2 separate regions of the Homo sapiens genome follow, and region 2 is linked to region 1. Evidence: read pairs that join two places in POLR2A ChIA-PET (ENCODE). Cell type or tissue: GM12878. All regions are shown on one strand. Links, peaks and the distances in the headings refer to the core of each region. The heading gives the core; the rest is flanking DNA.

Region 1 (4,390 bases), core at 236-4,235:
GCTGCAAGAATGAGCAAGATTCAGATGTCTTTTTGGCGGGTGCCAAGCTCTTCTTGTCTTTGTAGTTGGTCAAGAGAGATTGGGAGAATAAGGAGAGTCACAGGGCACAGGGGTCCTTTTAAGCCCACTTTTGAGGTGGGATCAAAAGCCTCTCTGGATCTCTTCCAGCCACATCCCACCATTCTCCATCAACCTTTATCCAGAGAGCACATGGGCTCTAGAGCCATCAGGACTGAGCTCTACCAATCCCTGGGTCTGGATCCTTCTCATCCAGAGGTTTAGGTTCTGCCACTAACTTAGCTGGATGGTTTTAATCCTCAAAACTCTCAGCCTTGGTTCTTGGTTTCTCGCTTTTTTTCTTTTCTTTTTTTTTTTTTTTTTTGAGACAGGGTCTAGCTCTGTTGTCCAGGCTGGAGTGCAGTGGCACAATCCTGGCTCACTGCAACCTTCTGCCTCTCAGGCTCAAACCATCCTCCTACCTTAGCCTCCTGAGTAGCTGGAAATACAGGTGTGTGCCACCATGCCCGGCTAATTTTTTGTATTTTTTGTAGAGATGGGGGTTCCACCATGTTGCTCAGGCTGGTCTTGAACTCCTCAGCTCAAGAGAGCTGCCCACTTTGGCCTCTCAAACTGTTGGGATTACATGTGTGAGCCACTGTGCCCAGTGGGCCTTGGTTTCTCTATTGGTGAACTGAGAATTTGTGGTCGGGTGTGGTGGCTCATGCCTGTAATCCCAGCACTTTGGGAGGCGGAGGTGGGTGGATCACTTGAGGTCAGGAGTTTGAGACCAGCCTGGCCAACATGGTGAAATGCCATCTCTACTAAAAAACAAACAAACAAACAAACAAAAATTAGCGAGGCATGTTGGTGCATGCCTGTAATCCCAGCTACTTTGGAGGCTGAGGTAGGATAATTGCTTGAACCCAGGAGGCAGAGGTTGCAGTGAGCCAAGGTTGTGCTACTGTACTGCAGCCTGGGCGACAGAGCAAGACTGCATTTCAAAAAATAAAAATAAAAAAAGGCGAGGGGGTGGAATTTGCTTACTTATCCAACAAATATTTACTGATTATATGCCAGAAATTGTGCTGTGGGGTTGTCTTTTCAACAGAAAACAATATACACAATAGTCCTTTCCTTCAAAGAGCACACAGTCCAACAATGGTAACAAAACACCCTCTAAGAAATGGACCCTGCCTGCACTAGGATAATAATGATGAGAGTCGCTGTCTGCCAGGCACTGTGCTCAGCGCTTACATCCATTAAGTCCTACAATCCTCACGGTGACCTGGTGAGGAAGGTCCTGTTAACTGCTGTCGTTGCCCAGGTGAGAACACCTTAGTTGGGAGGCAGCCTCCTGGACACATCCCATCGTTTTACTGTTTCATTTTCTTCATTGTATGTGCTGCTGTCTAAAATGGGTTTATTAACTCACTTACCTGTTTATTGCCTGCTCACAATTATATCCCCAGCACCAGGCCGGGCGCAGTGGCTCACACCTGTAATCCCAGCACTTTGAGAGGTCATGGCAGGTGGATCACTTGAGGTCAGGAGTTGGAGACCAGCCTGGTCAACCTAGCGGAAACCTCGTCTCTACTAAAAATACAAAAATTAGCCAGGGATGGTGGCACATGCCTGTAATCCCAGCTACTTGGGAGGCTAAGGCATGAGAATGGCTTGAACCCGGGAGGCGGAGGTTGCAGTGAGCTGAGATTGCACCACTGCACTCCAGCCTGGGCAACAGAGTGAGACCCTGTCTCAAAAAAAAAAAAAAATTATAACCCCAGCACCTTGAACAGTCTCTGACCCAAAGTCAGTTCTTTTTTTTTTTTTTTTTTTTTTTTTTTTTTTTTTTTTTTTGAGACGGAGTCTCGCTCTGTCACCCAGGCCGGACTGCGGACTGCAGTGACGCAATCTCGGCTCACTGCAAGCTCCGCTTCCCGGGTTCACGCCATTCTCCTGCCTCAGCCTCCCGAGTAGCTGGGACTACAGGCGCCCGCCACCGCGCCCGGCTAATTTTTTTTTTTTGTATTTTTAGTAGAGACGGGGTTTCACCTTGTTAGCCAGGATGGTCTCGATCTCCTGACCTCATGATTCACCCGCCTCGGCCTCCCAAAGTGCTGGGATTACAGGCGTGAGCCACCGCGCCCGGCACCAAAGTCAGTTCTTAATAAATATCTGTTTAAGGAATGAAGGAATGGAAGGACGAGAAGCTCATGGGGAGCCATCGCCGCCCTGCCTCTCCCGCGGGGTGCCAGTGAGAGTGAACTGAGTGCAGATGCTGAAGCTGCTATATCGCTCTCTAGAAACAGAGGGGACAATGATCAGCTGGCATTTATTTCAGAGAAATGCATTTTCTCCTTATTACTTTTCAGCTGTTTTCTTTTTTTTTTTAAATAACTTTCCTCAGACATTCTGCCCCTTCCTGCCCCGATTCATTCTGCATCCTCTAATAGTGTTATCCTCAGTTTTTCTAGCTCTCTGTTGTCCTTTTGGCTTTCCTGCTTCTTTGTTTCTCTTTCCCATGCCTCTCTGGAGGGAAGCTCACCCAGCTGAATTGTAACTGGTGATTTCCAAGGCCAAGAGGAAGTTCATTTTCACGCCAAAGTCTTCTGCCGGCAGAGGGCACTTTTCTCCATCTGTAAAATGGGCGGAGTATTTTGCAGGGTTTTTTGAATCAGTGCTGGTGAGTCTGTGGGAGAGGGGCCTCAGGACCACAGCACTCACATTTCCCCTGTAGCCAGAGGCTTGCCAAAGCCTTGGCCACAGGAGCCCCATACCCCAACAGAACAATTTCCTCTCCCTCTGTAGGTGCTATTTAGTGTTACAGTAATACTAGTTTGAGGATAAAAGGCCTCAGCATTTTGAGAACTCCTCAATCCACTGCATGGCAGGGTCTGCTGGGGGTATAACCAGCAAGACCATGAGTTAAGTGCAGGAGGGGCTTGTCACATAGGACCAGCAGTGTGTCGGGGTAGATGGAAATGTAGGTCTTGAAATTCAGACAGCTCTGAGTTTGACCTGGCTCAGCCACCTCCTCCGAGCCTCACAGAAGGATGGTTGCTGTTAAAGTGGGCACAGAAACACCTCTGGGCTTTTGAGAATGCTGTACTTTCTGCCTAACAGTCCCTTTCTCTCTTCTCTGTTTAGCTAACACTAAGTCTCCTCTTTGGTACTTTGCCCAAATCAGGCATTCCTCCCAGCACCCTCAGAATCCCTATGCTGAACCAGCTGTAGAACTTAGCCCGTCATGTTGGAATTATTTCTTGCAGGAATGTCCAACCCACCCAACTCAGCACCTCAAAGTCAAGAAATGAGTTTTCTCTTCCTTATAAGCCCTGAGCCAAGCCACATACTGAGCATAAAAGAATAATGTTCAAACCCAGAGATTTTCATTTCCTCCTCTTGAAACGCTGCTCCTTGCTCTATTGTACTAAGCACCCACTATGCATCAGGCACCCTAAATGTGTTGTCTTATTTAATCTTCATAATGGCCCTTTAGTTAGAGATTAAATTAGATAATAACCATTATCTCTCACCTGGACTATGGAAAGAGCCTCCTGCTGAAGGAACACTGCGTTTTTCCTCATCTGACATGCAGCTTCCACTCTTGCCACCTATAGTCTATTCATACAGCAACCAGAGTGATCCTTTTATTTTTTATTTTTTATTTTTTTTGAGACGGAGTCTTGCTCCATCACCCAGGGTGGGGTGCAGTGGCACGATCTTGGCTCACTGCAACCTCCACCTCCCGGGTTCAAGCAATTCTCATGCCTCAGACTCTCAAGTAGCTGGGATTACAGGTGTCCGCCACGAGGCCTGGCTAATTTTTCTGTATTTTTAGTAGAGACAGGGTTCTACCATGTTGGCCAGGCTGGAGACCTCAGGTGATCCGCCTGCCTCAGCCTTTCAAAGTGCTGGGATTACAGGCGTGAGTCACCAGGCCCGGCCAAGTGATCTTTTTAAAATCATGTCTTGACTGGGTGCGGTGGCTCACGCCTGTAATCCCAGCACGTTGGGAAGCCAAGGCGGGTGGATCACTTGAGGTCAGGAGTTTGAGACCAGCCTGGCCAACATGGTGAAACTCCGTCTCTACTAAAAATACAAAAAATTAGCCGGGTATGGTGGCTTGTGCCTGTAATCCCAGCTACTTGGGAGGCTGAGGCAGGAGAATCGCTTGGACCCAGGAGGTGGAGGTTGCAGTGAGCTGAGATTGCACCACTGCACTCCAGTCTGGGTGACAGAGTGAGGCCCCCATCTCAAAATAAATAAATAAATAAATAAATAAATAAAATAAAATCAGTTCTCTCCTCTGCTCAAAGCCCTTCAATGGCTCCCCATTTCACCCTACGTAAAATCCAAATTCCTTACCATGTCCTACAAAGCCCCACAT
Region 2 (4,390 bases), core at 71-4,070, 88 kb before region 1:
AAAAGGAGAAGCCAGCTTCAGGTGGGAAAAAGGAGCCCTAGACATGAGTAGAGACCAGTATCTGCAGGGCTACAGTTCTCAACACACAAAGAATTGTTTTTGGGAAAGCTAATGAACATCTGTCGGCTAACCCTGTTCTAGACACTCTCTCTTTCTCATATCCATCCCTGGGATTTTATTATCTTAAGAACCAGGTCTTTGAGCACCAATAACATTTAGGACTCAAACGTTTTCAAAAGTGACCAGAGTCCCACATCTTCCTTACTCCCAGGAGCTTGGAGCACTTCCCTAGAAAAGCAAAGAATTAGAATTGCTGGCCAGGTGCGGTGGCTCATGCCTGTAATCCCACCACTTTGGGAGGCTGAGGTGGGCAGATTGAGTCCAGGAGTTTGAGACCAGACTGGGCAACATGGCAAAACCCCATCTCTACTAAAAACACAAAAATTAGCTGGGCATGGTAGCACGCTCCCGTAGTCCCCACTACTTGGGAGGCTGAGGTGGGAGGATCATCTGAGGCTGGGAAGTGGTCGTTGCAGTGAGCCAAGATCATGCCACTGCACTCCAGCCTGGGCAACAGAGAGAGACTCTGTCTCAAAAAAAAAAAAAAATTAGGATTGCCTAGGCCTTACCAGGTGGGCACACCAGCACTGAGCAGTCCCCCTACAGTCTCTACAGCTCCCAAACATACAGGCCCTACGAAAGGAGAACAGTTACACTGGCCAATATTTGCCATGAAAAACCAGGCCACTACCAGAAAGAGAAGCACTATCCCCTCTGACCTCTCCATGTCTCACCCTGCCACCCACTCACATTCTGTGAATTTGTTTCTATCTGGCCATTGTCAATTCCTGTCTAATGACCTTATCTAAGAACTTAGGGAGTACTACAAAAAATGTCAGTAAAAAATCAGAGTGAGATAAATTTGCTATTCCTGGTGAGCTTTTGTGTTTGTTTTATTCCAAACCAATTCACTAAAGCTTGCTTCCTTATGACAGAAATCCTAAAAATCAATGCTCAAAGCCTAGCAACCACAAACTCCCCCTTCCAGTAACAAAATGCTAGGAAGAAAGAGAGCCACATAAAACGAAGGAAGGGGAAAATGGCCTCTCCACAGACTGTTCCAATTAATGGGAGTGGAGGAGCACAATAGTTAATGAATAAGAAAGAAAATCATCTTGATTACATTTATTTAAGGAACAAAGCAGTAGGAATGTGAATGTGAACACCTGTGTACCCAGGTTCAGCGTAATAAAAGAACACATTCTCATTCACAGCTCATTCATTCAACAAATGTTGTTTGATCATCTACTATATGCCAGGTACCTTTCCTAGGACTGGGAATACAGCTGTGAATGTGACAAACAGATCTCGTCCCTACTCTCATGAAACTTACGTTCTAGTGGAGGGAAAACAGAGTCAACAAGAAGCAGAAAAGCAAGAAAAATATCAAGTGGTTAAGTTATGGTGACTTAAGTAGTCACTTTATACCAGATAAAAGGAAGAGCCTTTCTTGTAAATAACAGCAGAACTGAGCTGAGAATGACAAAGAGCTCATCCAATGAAGACGAGAGAAAAATATTCTAGGCAGAGGGTACAGGTGGAGCAAAGGCCCTCTGTTTAAGAAGCAGAAAGTAAGTTACTGTGTCCAGAACACAGAAGGCAAGCAGAAGGGAGTAGGGGAGGTTAGGAGATAAAGCTGCCAAGGAAGGCAGGCAGGGATCGGAATATGAAAGGCCTTATAACCAGGCTAAGGAGTTTGGAGTTGATTCTAAGTATGATGGTGAGCCCAAAGGGCGTCAGGCAGCAAGGTGACGTGCTCCTTAAGAAATTGAGGGAAACTGATAACTGATTCCAAGATGGAAACTGACTTTTCAGAAAAGTTATCTAACCACAGAAATTTAAAACAGCTTAATTTCCCCAAAAGAAATGCTTCACTGTTTTGTTTTTTTTTCGGTTTTTTCTTTTGTGGAGACAAGGTATCGCTCTGTCACCCAGGCTGGAGTCAAGTGGCACCATCTCGTCTCATTGCAACCTCCACCTCCCAGGTTCAAGCGATTCTCCTGCCTCCGCCTCCTGAGTAGCTGGGATTACAGGTGCCCACCACCACGCCTGGCTATTTTTTGTGTTTTTGGTAGAGATGGGGTTTCACCATATTGGTCATGCTGGTGTTGAACTCCTGGGCTCAAGTGATCCGCCCGTCTCGGCCTCCCAAAGTGCTGGGATTACAGGCATGAGCCAACATGCCCAGCTGCTTCACTATTTTTTAATTTATCAGTTATTAAATATGCACTAAGTGAAGGGCACTGTACTAAATGTATTAAATATTGGGTTGGTGCAAAAGTAATTGTGGTTTTTGCCATTTAAAATTGCAATTATTTCATCCTCATCCAGCACTGTAAGTAGATATTATCATCTCACCTATAATTCCTATAATTCACGCCTATAATTCCAGCACTTTGGGAGGCTGGGCGGGCAGATCACTTGAGGCCAAGAGTTCAAGACTAGCCTGGCCAACAGGGTGAAACCCCGTCTCTACTAAAAATACAAACATTAGCTGGGTATGGTGGCGTAAGCCTGTAATCCCAGCTACTCGGGAGGCTAAGGCACAAGAATAGCTTGAGCCCAGGAGACAGAGGTTGCAGTAAGACAAGATCGTGCCACTGCACTCCAGCCTGGGCAACAACAAGAGAATGTCTCAAAAAAAAAAAAAAAAAGATATTATCATCTCCATTTTACAGATAAAGTAACCAAAGTTCAGACAGGAGGGGAAATGACTTGCCAAAGGCCACGCAACATGTACATGGCACAAAGCCAGGAAGGGACTCCAAGTCTCTCTGACTCAAAAGAGCCAGTGCACCAGCTACTTTCTCTAATGACTCCATCCCTTCCCTCACAAGAGGGAAGAGAAAAAACAGTTCTTTCTGGTTACTACTCAAAGCTTCTGCCCATTGCCTTCTCTCTACTTGAAGGAGCCGCTCACCTTCCCCAGTAAGGGACACAGATTGAGGCCTGACTCCAAATACCTTCTCCAAGAACCTTCCCTAACAAGGCAAACCCAACCCCACTGTCCCCATGTCGTTAGTCAGCCTCTCTCAGCCCCTAGGGTCGGGCCCATGGGTTCTGTCCCTAATGAAACTTGAGCTCTTTAAAGGCATTACAATCTTCACCATTCATTGAGCACCTACCATGTGCCAAGCACATGACCTCCATTATTTCATTTCATCCTAACTGCCCTAGGAGGTGGGTATCAGTACACACTTATTCAGATGAAGAAACTAAGTCACAGAAGTAATAAGAACAAAGTCCAAAAGCTAGTAAGGAAGAGGTGGGAAGATGGTAGAGTAGAAAGCAATGAGGACTAAACTCTGATTTTATCTGGCCCAAATTCCTATCTAAAAGGTCTGGGGAGTCATGTCCTACAAACAGTAAATTCTCATCAGATGGGTTTTATTTAACCATGTATATTGAGACTTACTTTCCAATCTGACTCTGGCATAACAAGGAAGAAAATAAAAATATTTTACCCCAAAACATGTTTCTCTGCCATATCTTGAATGGCCCTGCAAAGTGATCCCTTGTGGGAAAAATCCACATATTCTATAGAGAATCCCCTACCCCCTTGTTTTCCTTTCTTCCTTCCTTCCTTTCCAGATCCAGGAGATAATCAACTAAGAGTCACGCATTCTTTTAGGTCCGATAAGAAACATTTTACAACCTGCTCTCTCTGAAGTGTGCTACCTGAGAGCTTCCTCTGCACAATAAAACTTGGTCTCCACAATCCTTTATGTTAACCTAAACATTTCCTTTCTATTGATCCCAGATCTTCAGATAAACTCAACCGTCAGCCAGAAAATGTTTAAATTTACCTATAGCCTGGAAGCCCCCACTTTGAGTTGTCCCACCTTTCTGAACCAAACCAATGTATTTCTTGTTTGTTTGTTTTTTTGAGATGGAGTTTCATTCTTGTTGCCCAAGCTGGAGCACAAATGTGTGATCTCGGCTCACTGCAACCTCCACCTCCCAGGTTCAAGCAATTCTCATGCCTCAGCCTCCCGACTAGCTGGGATTACAGGCACATGCCACCACACCTGGCTAATTTTTTGTATTTTTAGTAGAAACAGGGTTTCACCATGTTAGCCAGGCTGGTCTTGAACTCCTGACCTCAGGTGATCCGCCCACCTTAGCCTCCCAAATTGCTGGGATTACAGGCCAAACCAATGTCTGTCTTTTTTATTATTTTTATTATTATTATTTTTTGAGACGGGGTCTCACCCTGTCACCAGGCTGGAATACAGTGACACGATCTCGGTTTACTGCAACCTCCGCTTCCTGTGTTCAAGTGATTCTCCTGCCTCAGACTCCTGAGTAGCTGGGGCTACAGGTACATGCC

What was found. ChIA-PET counts read pairs that join two places held together with the same protein. Peaks named below come from ENCODE experiments on the same cell type or tissue, not always from the same donor. Only the 100,000 strongest peaks of a DNase experiment are listed, where the experiment ranks them.
Region 2: POLR2A ChIA-PET joins it to region 1 with 6 read pairs; 9 of 35 experiments call an interaction of 5 or more read pairs at or near these places.

Annotation. Positions count from the first base shown.
Region 1 is chr5:139,248,811-139,253,200 of GRCh38, forward strand. No RefSeq gene overlaps it. Among named protein-coding and RNA genes, the nearest start is that of SNHG4, 23 kb to the right of the region's middle. In GM12878, for the core only: a CTCF peak has its summit at 2,614 (motif pointing right); DNase peaks (open chromatin) are centred at 2,551 and 3,341; H3K27ac peaks cover 865 bases.
Region 2 is chr5:139,161,420-139,165,809 of GRCh38, forward strand. The region is part of intron 1 of SIL1 (SIL1 nucleotide exchange factor); the gene reads right to left. Among named protein-coding and RNA genes, the nearest start is that of SIL1, 35 kb to the right of the region's middle. RefSeq lists a silencer at 2,708-2,908. In GM12878, for the core only: no CTCF peak of the experiment used is centred there; no DNase peak of the experiment used is centred there.